Linked DNA regions of Homo sapiens: region 2 is linked to region 1. The links are chromatin loops, found by intact Hi-C in ENCODE. Cell type or tissue: HepG2. All regions are shown on one strand.

Region 1 (8,000 bases):
TCCATTTGAAATTAATAAAAGATTTTCAGGGCAAATACTGAATTAACTTTAAACTACTAAGGGAATATGCTTTTTTATTATTAAGTGTTAGTTTAAAAAGTAAATGGTTAGTATAATTACAAGTCTGAAATAATCAAGTTTTCTTTCCTCTGGAAGATTTTTAGGAGGAAATTTGTATATCCCATTCCAACTTTTTCTCAGCAAATCATGTTGCTACTATTTTTAGAGAAATAAAAATTTTAGTTTAGAAGGAATTAAACATTTCTGAGAGCACCCAAAATTAATGACATTTCAAAAAAATGCTAAACTATTTATTCATACCTGAGATGTTCTCTGAGGGTTAGCAGCTCTCACTATCCAGGTTTGGTACAATGGTTATGGCTAATGAAAAGTCATTTATATTTGAATACAGTTAGAGCAATATTCTCAGACACTTTTCTTTCCCCCTCCCCCACACCTGGTAACTGGTAAAACAATGGTTGAATAGGTGAGACTGGGTTGGAGGCAGCAAATTGTCCCCAGTGCTAAGTCAGTTTAACTTACACATGCAGCTCTGTGCTAGGCAAAACAAACAGCAATAGAGTCTCCTCACTTCTTCAAGCAAGAGTTTGTCCCAGAAGTCCTGACTGTAAAGGCTGATTTTTGACAATGCTCCTGGCTAGTTTGAGATACTGAGGAAATACTCAATTTAAAACCTTAAGCCTCCCTCTTTTCCCTCCTTGCACGTAAGGTGACAGACTACTTGGTTCTCATCCTTTCACAGAATGTGATTTGTTTTTAAGATGAGTTTTTAGGCCGGGCGTGGTGGCTCACGCCTGTAATCCCAGCACTTTGGGAGGCTGAGGCGGGCGGATCACCTGAGGTCCGGAGTTCGAGACCAGCCTGACCAACATGGAGAAACCCCGTCGCTACTAAAAATACAAAATTAGCCAGGCGTGGTGGTGTATGCCTGTAATCCCAGCTACTCTGGAGGCTGAGGCAGGAGAATCACTTGAACCTGGGAGGCGGAGGTTGCAGTGAGCCAGGATTGCACCATTGCATTCCAGCCTGGGCAACCAGAGCAAAACTCTATCTCAAAAAAAATAAAAGATGAGTTTTTGGTGAAATTTTATTTGTAGCATGACTTCCTGCAGTGACACCTTTAGACTGGGCTTTGAGTTCTGATCCCAGTCCTTCCGCTGGGCAAGTTATTTAGTCTTTGGTTTCTTTAACTTAAAATGGGAATAAAATTCTTTGATATAAGGGTTAGATGAGATAGCCATGTGTTTGGCCCATAATAGTATTAATTAAATGTTAATTCCACTAGCCCACTTTACTTTTCTTTCTTTCTTTCTTTCTTTCTTTTTTTTTTTTTTTGAGACAGGGTCTCACTCTGTTGTCGAGCCTGGAGTACAGTGGCATGATTACAGCTCACTGCAGCCTCAACCTCCTGGGCTCCAGTGATCCTCCCACCTCAGGTGTGCCTGTAGTCAGCCAGGACTACAGGTGCTTGCCACCATGCCTGGCTAATTTTTGTATTTTTTGTAGAGACAGGGTTTCCCCATGTTGCCCAGGCTGGTCTCAAACTCCTGGATGCAAGGGATCCGCCTGCCTCAGTCTTTCCAAGTGCTGGGATTATAGGTGTGAGCCACCAGGCCTGGCCTCCACCTTACTTTTCTAGTAGTAACATCTAAATACTATTTCTCTTGTTTCCTTTTTTAAATAACTGAAAGTAATACTGTACTATACATACTATAGTAGGCTTATGCTATATTTGGAGAGTAGACCTGTTTTTCCCACTCAAAGGATAACCACTGTTTAACACTTTCGTGTGCTTTTTCTCTTTATGTGTATGCATACAGCAGAAACAAAGAGGAAAAACGTAAGGGTAGGATTGTCCATGTAATGGTAGTTGTGTCGTTTTGTATTGGTTAAAAGCTTGGGCTCTGGAGCAAATAGGCCTTGCATCCTGACTGTGTGACCTTGGATAATGACAATTACTTAATCTGATTAAGTCTCAGTTTTCTTCGTCTGTAAAAGGGGGTAATAATAGTACCTACTTCATAGGGTTGCTGTGAAGACTAAATGAGGAATTGAACATAAAGCCTTTAGAATGGTTCCTGAAGCATAACCTTTATATTTTCTTGGTGCATAACTTTTTCTGGTGCATAACTTTTCTATTTTTTTCTAAAGATTTTTAATATTCTTTTTTTTTTTTTTTTTTTTTTTTTGAGACTGAGTCTCACTCTGTCGCCCAGGCTGGAGTGCAGTGGCACGATCTCAGCTCACTGCAAGCTTCACCTCCCGGGTTCACGCCATTCTCCTGCCTCAGCCTCCCAAGTAGCTGGGACTACAGGCGCCCGCACACCCGGCTAATTTTTTCTATTTTTAGTAGAGACGGGGTTTCACCGTGTTAGCCAGGATGGTCTCGGTCTCCTGACCTCGTGATCCGCCCGCCTTGGCCTCCCAAAGTGCTGGGATAACAGGCGTGAGCCACCGCGCCCGGCCAGATTTTTAATATTCTTGATGTGAATTTTTAATGAGTTCTTGCCTCAGTATATATTAATAATACTAATAAGTATTTGAGTACAGAGAGAATATTATAATTACTTTAATGGGGCAAATAAATATATTTTTGCCAGTAAAAAATTGTGCAGTATATTCCATTTCAGCAGCTTCATGTTAGCATAGTCTCTGCTGTTTGAATTTGGAATTGGCCAATATAAAGGTATAGTAAGTACACCGAGGGCAAAGGAGCACAGGGTGGGTTTGCTTTACTCCTCGTTCCGCTCTTTCAGGTTTTGAAGTGTTTTTGTGAGTCCCCGTGGACGGTAGTGTTGCATGGTTTTGAAGGCACTGAGCAGTTTGTAGAATTGATAGGCTCACTTTAGAGTCCTGGGCATGTTTACCTGACTTGATTGGTAGGAGCAGCTGCTGGTTCATTCATTTAACAGATTAGCTTCTCTGTTGTAGCTCTGAGCTTTGCAATAGAGACACGTTCTCTGCCCTTGAGGAGTTTTTAGTCTATTGGAGAAGAAAAATAAGCTGACATTTACAATGCCAATGTGAATGTTAAGTAATAGCTTAGCCTGGAGGAATATTCTTCTATTCTGGCCTAAAGGGCAGGCTAGGTTTTAAAGTGAGGGCTTTGCAGGGGAAGTTTCTGTCCTAAGCGAATGGGAGGAGTTCGGCATTCCATAAGGTGTGACCTGTAAGTAGGAATCAAAGTTTAGGGACAAAAGAGTATCCTGTGTTGCAAATTGTGGTTCTGTTACCTCCCAGGAGTTGGAGGAGGAGGGGAATAAATAGTGAGAGGGAAAGGTCAGTCTGGCCAGGTCCTAAGGAGTTTCTGTGTTAGGGGAAGGAGTTTGGATTTCTTTTACGTGACAAGCAGACCCTGAAAGTCTTTGGCCACATAAATTACTTGAGATTTAGAGGATTTGAGTTATACAGAGTAGGAAAAAGGAGGACAAGACTGTAATTAGACCAGTGAGGCAGCTCCTGACAAGAGATTTGAAGAGGGTTTGAACTAAGGTGGTGGCAATGGCAATTGAGAGGAGGTAGCAGTGGCAGAGGCATGTTAAGGAGGTAAGGCGATCTCATAGGTGGACTGGATGTAAATGTGGGACTCATCCTCACAGACGGCTGCTGAAATGGTAGAAGTAGACAAATTTGGGCTAGTCAGTGGTTCTTAGTCTTGGACACTTCTCCAGAAAAATCCACATATGCAGTTGTATACATTTGGTTTGAAACCTGGGGTAGGCTTGGTACCATGGCTCACAACTGTAGTCCCAGCACTCTGGGAGGCCAAGGTGGGCGGATCACTTGAGCTCAGGAGTTTGAGACCAGCCTGGGCAAAGTGGTGAAACCCTGTCTCTACAAAAAATACAAAAATTAGCCAGGTGTGGTAGTGCATTTTTGTAGTCCCAGCTACTCAGGAGGCTGAGGTGAGAGGATCGCTTGAACTCAGGAGGTCAAGGTTGCAGTGAATCTTGATCACACCACTGCACTTCAGCCTGGGTGGCAAAGGGAGAACTTAACTCAGAAAAAAAAAAAGATAAAGCCTATAGAAATGTTTTGTTTGACCCACACTTTTTGTGATGGTTTCTGATTTTTCTTCAGTACCTTTTCATACATGAGGAAACAGATTTATAAAATAACTTAGGGTTACATGTCTTTTTCTTTTCTTTTTTGAGACAAAGTCTCACTCTGTTGCCCAGCCTAGAGTGCAGTGGTGCGATTGGCTCACTGCAATCTCTGCCTCCCAGGTTCAAGCAATTCTCTGCCCCAGCCTCCCGAGTAGCTGGGATTACAGGCGCCCACCACCACACCCAGTAATTTTTGTGTTTTTAGTAGAGACGGGGTTTCACCATCTTGGCCAGGCTAGTCTTGAACTCCTGATCTCGTGATCCACCTGCCTTGGCCTCCCAAAGTGCTGGGATTACAGGCGTGAGCCACCGCGCCTGGCTGTCTTTTTCTTTTTTTGTTGTTTTTGTTTAAATGGAGACAGGGTCTTACTATGTTGCCCCAGGCTGGGCTCAAACAAAGGGGCTCAAGTGATCCTTCTGCCTCAGCCTGCCATAGTGTTGGAATTACAGGTGTGAGTCACCACCCCCGGCCTTCATATGTTCAAAAGTTTAAAGGAGCTGCTGACATGAAAACAATTAAGGTATTTTGTGGGGAAATTTGGATTTTTATCTTCTTTTATTTATTTTTTTGAGATGGAGTCTCGCTGTGTTGCCAGGCTGGAGTGCAGTGGCACGATCTCAGCTCACTGCAATCTCCACCACCCCGGTTCAAGCGATTCTTCTGCCTCAGCCTCCTGAGTAGCTGGGACTACAGGCGCGTGCCACCACGCCGGCTAATTTTTGTATTTTTAGTAGAGACAGGGTTTCGCCATGTTGGCCAGGCTGGTCTTGAACTCCTGACCTCAGGTGATGCACCTGCCTCGGTCTCCCAAAGTGCTGGGATTACAGGCCTGAGCCACTGTGCTTGGCCCTATCTTCTTTTAATAACATGGAAGAGCTGGAAGTTCTGGGTCAACCTTTTTTTTTTTTTTTTTTTTTTTTTTTGTAAACATTGCAACAACTTGCTGGAAATGATTTGAGCAAAGTATGCCAAAGAATGCCCCTGGCCTACTCTTCCAGCCCATGTAGGCATTTCATCTTGCACCCCTGTAAAGTAAGATTAAACGAACCTTGGAGTATATTGGCATGGAAGCAAGGGGGTCAAGAGAAAAGAACTCACTGACTGGTCAGAAAGGAGAGATTTTCAAGAAAGAGAAAGTGGTCAGCAGTGTCAGATGCTGCAGAGAGGTCCAGTTAGCTGAAGGCGGAAAAGTGTATGTGGAATTCAGTAACAAAGAGGCCATTAGTTTCAGATTTTTAGCACAAAAGAACTTTGAGGAGTAGAGCTACAACTTAGTTTTTCTTCTTTCCTCTTGTCCTGTAATGCAGGGTTTCTGTAACAACAGAGAATGACTGTGACATGGATCGGAACTTAGAAAGCATTTGTTGTGAAGGATTATTAACTGGAACTAATAAATACTGTACCCAGATCAGTCAAACAGTGCTCATTCTGCTAGTGTTTTCCATCACAAGAACATTAGTATTTAAGTGCTCTATAGAATGTAGGAAATATTTTGGATATTAGATTTTTAATGATTATAGGAAACTATTCAGAAAACCACTAACAGCTGGAGAATGTATTTTAGTCCTACAGATTCTAGATCAAAATGATAATACAAATAAACCACTACTTACTGCTTCTAATGGTAGTTTGTTTTTTTTTTTTTGAGACAGAGTCTCGCTGTGTCGCCCAGGCTGGAGTGCAGTGGCGCGATCTTGGCTCACTGCAAGCTCCGCCTTTCGGGTTCACACCATTTTCCTGCCTCAGCCTCCCGAGTAGCTGGGACTGCAGGCGCCCGACTCCCGGGTTCACACCATTCTCCTCCCTCAGCCTCCTGAGTAGCTGGGACTACAGGCGCCCACCACCATGCCCAGCTAATTTTTTTTTTGTATTTTTAGTAGAGATGGGGTTTCACCATGTTAGCCAGGATGGTCTCGATCTCCTGACCTCGTGATCCACCCGCCTTGGCCTCCCAAAGTGCTGGGATTACAGGCGTGAGCCACCGCGCCCGGCTTCTAATGGTAGTTAATATTAAGTGATTACTATATGCTGGGGTTACAGTTCATGAAATACCTAATTTAATTATCCTAGGCAACTCAATGAGATACATACAATTACAATCTTCCCTTTACAGATGAGAAGACTGAAGCCTAAATAACTTGCCCAAGGTCTTATACTTAGTAATTAGCAAAACCAGATTTGATCCCCCTCTCTGATACCTACCAGAGCCAGTGAGTGATCTTTCTGCTGCATAAACTATCCTTACCTTTCTAATATAGCAGGGAAGGAACTAGTGTAAAGTTCATTGAAATTCCTAATGCAAACTTACTTGTACAGTGCTGTCTGAGTACAGTATATGGCACATACTAGACATTCAATAAGCATTATTTTAAAATATTCTGGTTCAAACTTGATTATAATGAATGTTGTTTATATTTTCGAGTGATAAGCAGTTTTCTCACTGCTTCTTTCTCTTCCAGTCACATCAGTTGATAGATTTTCATCATTCCTCAGTCTGATTTTACTATTTTTTACATAGGTAATATAGATGTTTGGTTCTTAAAATCAATATAGTCATCTGTTTAGTGTCTTATTACATTCTTATGCTTCATCAAGTTGAATTAAAACTCATTTAAAAAGTACATAACATGGAAAAACGTTTTTAAGACTTTATGATACTCTAAATATGATTTTAACAGTATCCACTCTTTCTGGGATAAGTAAATATTCTTTTCATTTGCATTAAGTATATTGGAAAACAAACATTCTGATAATTTAGTAGGCTCATGTTAGTTTTATTTATTTTATTTTTTGTCGAGGGTTTCATTACATTGCCCAGCCTGGTGTTGAACTCCTGGGCTCAAGTAATCCTTCTGCCGTGGCCTCCCAACCTTCTGGTATTACGGTATGAGCCACTGTGCCCAGCCTCACACTAGGTTTTTTTTTTTTTTTTTGAGAGGGAGTCTCACTCTATTGCCCAGGCTGGAGTGCAGTGGTGCTATCTTGGCTTACTGCAACCTCCACCTCCCGGGTACAAGCAGTTTTCCTGTCTCAGCCTCCAGAGTACCTGGGATTACAGGTGTGCACCACCAAGCCCAGCTAATATTTGTATTTTGTAGAGACTGGGTTTCACCATATTGGCCGGGCTGGTCTCGAACTCCTGACCTCAAGTGATCCGCCTGCCTCAGCCTCCCAAAGTGCTGAGATTACAGGCATGAGCCACTGCACCTGGCATCTCACGCTAGTTTTAAAAAAATTATAAGGTATGAACTGGGCACGGTGGCTCATTCCTGTAATCCCAGCACTTTGGGAGGCCGAGGTGGGCGGATCACTTGATGTCAGGAGTTTGAGACCAGCCTGGCCAACATGGTGAAACCCTCGTGTCTACTAAAAATACAAAAATTAGCGGGGCATGGTGGTGCTTGCCTGTAAATCCAGCCACTTGGGAAGCTGAGGCAGGAGAATCACTTGAAAATGGGCAGCAGAGGTTGCAGTGAGCCAACATCGTGCCACTGCACTCCAGCCTGGGCAACAGAATGAGATTCTGTCTTTAAAAAAAAAAAAAAATTATAAGGTATGTTGTAGATCTAGGCTCTTTAAAAGTGGTAGGATATAAAATTACAGATGGCAATTAGAGAAAAATGGTGTGGCAGTGAAATGAACATGTTTCTGAAACAGGAGAATCAAAAGAACAGCAGTGACATAGAGATTCCACATGGAGGTGATCAAGTGGTAGTCCCAAAGAGAATAATGTTCATATTTTTGTCAAATTGTTTTGTGGTTATCATTGGAAGACTGAAAGGGCTGCTGGCTGCTTTTGTTAAAAGTGTATCTTCCTTACTTTTCTCCTTGCTAATGTCTTATTCCTCTGTATTTGTAAGAAGTAAGAAACA
Region 2 (8,000 bases), 64 kb after region 1:
CAGTGGCACGATCACAGCTCACTGCAGCCTCGACCTCCCTGGGCTCAGGTGATCTTTGCATCACAGCCTCCTGAGTACCTGGGACTACAGGCATGCACCACCATGCCTGACTAATTTTTGTACTTTTTTGTTGCCCAGGCTGATCCTGAACTTCTGAGGCTCAATAAATCAACCCACCTTAGCCTCCCACAGTGCTGGGAGTATAGGTGTGAGCCACTGTGCCTGGCCAATAGTGAAGTTTTGATTTAAAAGTAATTTTTCATGGGTTGTGAGTTTGAGTTTGTTGCTGGAAGTGTGAAGCAAAATATTCAAATTTGGAAAGATGAGTTTCTAATAACTATATCTTTAAATTTTTATTCTTGGTAAGTATCATAGGCAGAAAATTTTCCTTTTAAGAGCTGTTTAAAAAAAGAAAACCATTGGCCAGGTGCAGTGGCTTATGCCTATAATCTCAACGCTTTGGGAGGCTGAGGCGGCTAGATCACTTGAGGTCAGGAGTTCGAGACCAGCCTGGCCAATATGGTGAAACCCTGTCTCTACTAAAAATACAATAAATTATCTGGATGTGGTGACAGATGCCTGTAATCCCAGTTACTCGGGAGGCTGAGACAGGAGAATCACTTGCTTGAACCCGGGAGGCCGAGGTGGCAGTGAGCTGAGATCGTGCCATTGCACTCCAGCCTGGGCAACAGAGTGACTTCATCTCAAAACAAAAAACAAAACAAAAAAAACATGAAGTGGAACTTTAAGTGGAGTTCACATGTTAAGAAGGAAATGGCCCTGCTTTTCCAAATAACACAATTTGGTTCAGAATGGTCATTAAGGAGACTGGTGCCAGGGTCTCATTAGCAAAATAGAGTCCTTCAGAGTTGTCATCTGATAAATTCTATTATTTTCCCATATCAGTAGTTGAGCTAGTACTGATATGGGTAATATTTATATTATGGATAATAAAGCTTGTACTTATGAAATGTAAGGGAACAAGCAAATTTTATATAGAAATTGAAAAATTAGAGTTTCAGTGTATTTTACTCCTAACTTAAAAAAACCCAGATATCCTCTTGAACCACTCTCAGCAGCTCTTCTCAAGTTGCACAGCCAAGTTTGCAGATGGACAGCAGTGCTCTGTGCCAGTTTTTGACATTACACATCAGACACCTCTGTGTGAAGAACATGCCAAAAAAATGGTAAGTTCTGCAACAGAGGCTTTCAAACTTTTTGTAGCTATCCACTGTAGGAAGTATTTTATAACTTAGCACAAACTATGTATGTATATAAATCACTGAAACAAGTTTTGAGAGAGGATTTTTATTCCCTTAAGATACATTTTATTACCTTAAGATATGTATCTTATACATAGCAGAATTTCTAAATACTCTCTTTGTTCCTATGTCTCTAAGTTTTTGCTTTCTTATATACAATTCTACAAATGTCATGAATAGTTGATGAAACTTCAATCGAAGGCCCAGCCTTTCTAGAAATCTATTGAATGTAATTATTGCTTTAGTTAATGCTAGTTATCATAAATCCTAATTAATTCAGAATAATTTGGAGGAGAGACAGATTTGAATTTGAGGAATATCTAAATTATATAATCATTTAAAGGAAGTTCATTTTTATTGTTTTCATCCATCAAGCAGTTACTGCAAGATACTTTCCTAGGTACCTTATGTACTAGAAAGTGAGATACTTCCTGCCCTCTATAAACATGTTATAGTTTTCAGGGATTCTCAGGGTGAGGGAATGGGTATTAGACCAGGACTTAATAGTTGGAACCTGTGATCCTGGCTTTGCCACCAGCTTGGTATATAACTAGGGGCTAAGGATTCAGCCTTTTTGGACCTCAGTCTCAATGTGTGTGATTCACTGGTGTATTAGTCCGTTTTCATGCCTCTGGGAAAGACATACCTGAGACTGGGCAGTTTACAAAAGAAAGAGGTTTAATTGGACTCACAGTTCTATGTGGCTGGGGAGGCCTCAAAATCATGGTGGAAGGCAAGGAGGAGTAAGTCATATCTTACATGGATGGAGGCAGGCAAAAATAGAGTTTGTGTAGGGCGACTCCCATTTATAAAACCATCAGATCACATGAGACCCATTCACTATTACAAGAACAACAGGAAAGACAACAGGAAAGACCTGCCCCATAATTCAGTCGTCTCCCACCAGGTCCCTCCCACAACACGTGGGAATTATGGGAGCTACAAGATGAGATTTGGGTGGGGACACAGAGTCAAACCGTATCATTCTGCCCTGGCACATCCCAAATAGCATATCTTCACATTGTAATACCTTCACATTGTAATCATGCCTTCCCAACAGTCCTCCAAAGTCTCAGCTCATTTCAGCATTAACTCAAAAGTTTCAGCATTAACTCAAAAGTCCACAGTCCAAAGTCTCATCTGAGACAAGGCAAGTCTCTTCTGCCTATGAGCCTGTAAAATCAAAAGCAAGTTAGTTACTTCCTAGATACAATGGGGGTACAGCCATTGGGTAAATACAGCTGTTCCAAATGGGAGAAATTGGCCAAAACAAAGGGGCTACAGGCTCCATGCAAGTCTGAAATCCAGTGGACAATCAAATCGAAAAGCTCCAAAATCATCTCCTTTGACTTCATGTCTCACATCCAGGTCAAGCTCATGCAAAACATAGGTTCCCATAATCTTGGGCAGGTCTGCCCCTGTGACTTTGCAGGGTATAGCCCCTCTCCTGGCTGTTTTCATGGGCTGGCATTGAGTATCTGCTGCTTTTCCAGGTGCATGGTGCAAGCTGTCAGTAGATCTACCATTCTGGGGTCTGGAGGATGGTGGCCCTCTTCTCACAGCTCCACTAGGTGGTGTCCCAGTAGGGACTCTGTGTGGAGGCTCCCACCCACATTTTCCTTCTGCACTATTCTAGCAGAGGTTCCCCTGGAGGGCCCCACTCCTACAGCAAACTTCTGCCTGGGCATCCAGGCATTTCTATACATTTTTTTTTTTTGGAGACAGAGTCTCACTCTGTCACCCAGGCTGCAGTGCAGTGGTTTGATCTTGGCTCACTGCAACCTCTGCTTTCAAGGTTTAAGCAATTCTTGTGCCTCAGCCTCCCAAGTAGCTGGGATTACAGGCGTGTGCCACCACGCTTGGCTAATTTGTGTGTATTTTTAGCAGAGACAGGGTTTCACCATGTTGGCCAGGGTGGTCTCAAACTCCTGACCTCAGGTGATCTGCCCGCCTCAGCCTCCCATAGTGCTGAGATTACAGGCGTGAGCCACCATGCCCAGACAGACTGTTTCTATACATCTTCTGTATTCTAGGCGGAGGTTCCCAAGCCTCAATTCTTGACTTCTGTGCACTTGCAGGCTGAACACTATGTAGAAGCTGCCAAGGCTTGGGGCTTCCACCCTCTGAAACAACAGCCTGAGCTCTACCTTGCTCCCTTTTAGCCATGGCTGGAGTGGTTGGAATGCAGGGTACCAAGTCCTTAGGCTGCACAGAGCACGGGAGCCCTGGGTTTGGCCCATGAAACCATCTTTTCCTCCTAGGCCTCCAGGCCTATGATGGGAGGGGCTGCCGAGAAGACATCTGACGTGCCCTGGAGACATTTTCCCCATTGTCTTGGGGATTAACATTCAGCTCCTTGTTAATTATGCAAATTTCTGCAGCTGGATTGAATTTCTGCTCAGAAAGTGGGATTTTCTTTTCTACTGCATTGTCAGGCTGCAAATTTTCCAAACTTTTATTCTATATTTCCCTTTTAAAACTGAATGCTTCTAATAGCACCCAAGTCACCTCTTGAATGCTTTGCTGCTTAGAAATTTCTTCTGCCAGATACCCTAGATCATCTCTCTCAAGTTCAAAGTTCCATAAGTCTTTAGGGCAGGGGCAAAATGTTGCCAGTCTCTTTGCTAAAACATAACAAGAGTCACCTTTGCTCCAGTTCTCAACAAGTTCCTCATCTCCTTCTGAGACCACCTCAGCCTGGATTTCATTGTCCATATCACTATCAGCATTTTTGTCAAAGCCATTCAACAAGTGTCCAGTGAGTTCCAAACTTTCCCACATTTTTCTGTCTTCTTCTGAGCCCTCCAAACTGTTCCAGCCTCTGCCTGTTACCCAGCTCCAAAGTTGGTTCCACATTTTTGGGTATCTTTTCAGCAGCACCCCACTCTACTGGTACCAATTTGCTATATTAGTCTGTTTTTGTGCTGCTGATAAAGACATACCTGAGACTGGGCAATTTAAAAAAAAAAAGAGGTTTAATTGGATTCACAGTTCCACGTGGCTGGGGAGGCCTCACAATCACGGCAGAAGGCAAGGAGGGACAAGTCACATCTCACATGGATGGTGGCAGGCAAAAAGAGCTCGTGCAGGGCAACTCCCATTTTTAAAGCCATCAGATCTGTGAGACCCATTCACTATTACGAGAACAACAGGGGAAAGACCTGCCCCCATAGTTCAGTCATCTCCCACTGTCTCCCTCCCACAACACGTGGGAATTATGGGAGCTACAAGATGAAATTTGGGTGGGGACACAGAACCAAACCAGATCAACTGGCTTCTTCACCAAGAACTTGTTTTATTTTTTAGGTTTCTTTTACAGACAATATGTTTTGAAAAATTTGTATACTAAACTACATATTACAATTACATATTACAAATGTTGAATAATTATTTTCCCACTTTAATATAAAAACATTTAAAATATAGGTTGTTTTTTTTTTTTTTTTTGAGATGGAGTTTTACTCTGTCACCCAGGCTGGAGTGCAGTGGTGCAATCTTGGCTCACTGCAACCTCCGCCTCCTGGGTTCAAGTGATTCTTGCACCTCAACCTCCCGAGTAGCTGGATTACAGGCGCATGCCACCATGCTGCCTAATTTTTGTTTTTTTTAGTAGAGAAAGCGTTTTTCCATGTTGGCCAGGCTGGTCTTGAACTCCTGACCTCAGGTGATCCACCCGGCTTGGTCTCCCAAAGTGCTGGGATTACAGGCATGAGCCACCATGCCCAGCGAATATAGGCTTTTTTTTTTTTTTTTTTTAAGCTTACTCAGGCTTTGTCATAGCTAAGGAATAATTTCTATATGCTTTTTGAACCACTTTTGTGGACCTTCATTGATGATTTCACAGACCCATGGTAATGTGGGCCCTGTAGCTTTCAAATCACGAAATAAATGATCCCAGCTGCATATTTTCATTTTAAAGTTCCACCATTCCGGCATACTTCTAAGATACTGAGGAAGATACTGTTAAGTAGAAAAAACTGTACTTCAGTGTCTGCTTTAGGAACTTATTATGAATGAATTTTTGGTTCCTATAACAATTTTTTTTTTTTTTTTGAGATGGAGTCTTGCTTTATCACCCAGGCTGGAGTGCAGTGGTGAGATCTCGGCTCACTGCAAGCTCCACCTCCCGGGTTCACGCCATTCTTCTGTCTCAGCCTCCCAAGTAACTGGGACTACAGGTGCCTGCCACCACGCCTGGCTAATTTTTGTATTTTTAGTAGAGATGAGGTTTCACCATGTTAGCCAGGAAGATCTCGATCTCCTGACCTCATGATCCGCCCACCTTGGCCTCCCAAAGTGCTGGGATTACAGGCGTAAGCCACCGCGCCTGGCCTCCTATAACCATTATTATGTGAATGCTTTTAGAGAAATTGAATGCAGTTTTATTCTTTTCAGCTAGTTAAACTTTCCTACTTAGGCAAATTCAATGAGGCAAACCTAAGACTGAATTAGTATAATGTAAATTAGTCATAAAATAATATATATTTTATATAACAATCAAAATTATACTAATCAAATTTTTTTCAAGTATTTAAAATACAAATTTTTGAAAATGGTTTTCTCTCTGAAGACAGTTAGAATCTGGCAGTAGTTTGAGCTATTTTTGTTTTAGGTTAAAAATTACATAAGAGACTATAAGAAGCACTTGTACCCCATCAGTGCTCCTATGAGAGACTGACACTGGGAGATGAAAAGTATGTGCAAATCTAGGCTCTGGTTTTTTTTTTTTTTTTTTTTGAGACAAGTCTCTCTTTGTCACCCAGGTTTGAGTGCAGTGGTGCAATCTCGGCTCACTGCAACCTCTGTCTCTCAGGTTCAAGGAATTCTCCCACAGTAGCCTCCCAAGTAGCTGGGACTGCAGGCGTGTGCCACCGTGCCCAGTTAATTTTTGTATTTTTTGGTAGACATGGGGTTTTACCATGTTGGCCAGGTTGGTCTTGAGCTCCTGACCTCAAGTAATCTGCCCACCTTGGCCTCCCAAAGTGCTGGGATCTTACAGGCCTGAGCCACTGTGCCAAGCCTCTATTTTCATATTATATTCTGAATCCAAACACATTTTATAAATTTCACTGCTACCATTCTAGTTGAGGCTACCATTATCTTTGCCTGGATTATTGTAATAGTCTCCTAATTGATCTCCCTTCTTGCCATATCCCCCTGCCATAGGGGGTATGTTGTTTACATAGCAGCCAGAGTAGGCTGGGTGTGTCTATGTTCTACTTTCTTTGAATTGAATTCACTTTTGAGTGTACACTCTCAGGAGTTTTGTAGACGCATACAGTTGTATAACCACCACCTAAATCAAGATACAGAACTGCTCCCCAGATTCTCTTACACTACTCCCTTTGTGGTCATCCCTTTACTCCATCCCCACTGATCTATTTTCTGCCCCTATACTTCTGTATTTTCCAGAATGTCATAGAAAGGGAATTCTGTAGTAAGTAGCCTTTAGAGCAGGCCCTTTAGACTATACATCTGATCATATTAGCTCCATAAAATCAAAACCTGCTAATGGCTTCCCATCACATCCTCCTGCCACTGCCTCCCAAAGTGTTGGGATTATAGGCATGAGCCACCACACTTGGCCTTTTCCCAAGTTTCCGCATTGCTCACTCCTTCCTTTCATTCAGGTTTGTTACCATGTGTTGTCTCATCACACAAGTCTTCCACCTGCCTGTTACCCTGTCAGGTTTTATCCTCATACTCTACCTCATTTTTCTTCCTAACATTTGTCTGCCTAACAGTTATTCATTAGTTTGTTTATTTTCTGTATTCTCCTACTAGAATGTAAACCTCACAAGGGCAGGACCATTTTTTTGTTACTACTGTATCCCTAGCACTTAGAACAGAGATGCTCAGTAAGTAATTGTTGAATACATTAATGGTTAGGCATACCAATGGAAGGGGTTAAGATTCAGAACTAGGATGTGACAGCCATTGGTAAGAGACTCCAGCTGCAGGAAGTCCCGGCTGTCAGGCAGAACATGGGATTCCACCTTTGTAAGATCCTATGACAGATGGTGAGTGCATTGCCTTGACATAGAGGTAGAATCAGACAAAAGTTGGGAGTGAATAGTATTTCACTGTGCACTGAAGCTAGGTAAAAGAACAGCTGGCATTAGGAAAGCCTCAGGGGGTGGGGGCTCTAGCTCTCTGGAGGCGAGCAAGGCAGGTATCAGTCACAGGCTGTTCTGTGTGAAGTATCTGGCATAGTACCAAGAGTGCCACAAGGCCACTGCACACAAGCTTAGGAGAATCAGGCAGGAATCTGACCCAGGTGATCATTGGGAGCCTTACAGATAGGACTTATTTTCTCTTGGGTGAGAGCCCCCTAACTTCCTCCTGAGATCAGCACTGGTGCTGGAGGGAAAGCCTGGAATGGATGCTGAGCACAATGTTCGGGTACTGGCCCTTGCGCATTCACCATTTGTTGAGTTAAATAGTGGACATAATACAAGTAGACCTCAAGTGTTGAGACAAAAAGAACTACAGAGTCTGAGAAGTAGCCTTTTTTTTTTTTTTTTTTGAGACTGAGTTTCGCTTTTGTTGCCCAGGCTGAAGTGCAATGGCATAATCTCAGCTCACTGCAACCTCTGCCTCCCGGGTTCAAGCAATTCCGTTGCCTCAGCCTCCCAAGTAGCTAGGATTACATGCACGTGTCACCAGGCCTGGCTAATTTTTGTATTTTTATTAGAGATGGAGTTTCGCCATGTTGGCCAGGCTGGTCTCGAACTCCTG

What was found. A loop is a pair of places that touch in the nucleus more often than their neighbours do. Peaks named below come from ENCODE experiments on the same cell type or tissue, not always from the same donor. Only the 100,000 strongest peaks of a DNase experiment are listed, where the experiment ranks them.
Region 2: it touches region 1 in a loop (2.1-fold over the local background); 6 of 110 quality-filtered maps call a loop at or near these places.

Annotation. Positions count from the first base shown.
Region 1 is chr2:206,075,113-206,083,112 of GRCh38, reverse strand. All of the region lies in intron 1 of INO80D (INO80 complex subunit D), which reads left to right. Among named protein-coding and RNA genes, the nearest start is that of INO80D-AS1, 5.5 kb to the left of the region's middle. RefSeq lists an enhancer at 339-1,128. In HepG2, no CTCF peak of the experiment used is centred here; a DNase peak (open chromatin) is centred at 3,212.
Region 2 is chr2:206,010,867-206,018,866 of GRCh38, reverse strand. It overlaps INO80D (INO80 complex subunit D), which reads left to right. Exons shown (of 11, transcript NM_017759.5): 8 at 1,054-1,187. Among named protein-coding and RNA genes, the nearest start is that of INO80D-AS1, 70 kb to the left of the region's middle. In HepG2, no CTCF peak of the experiment used is centred here; no DNase peak of the experiment used is centred here.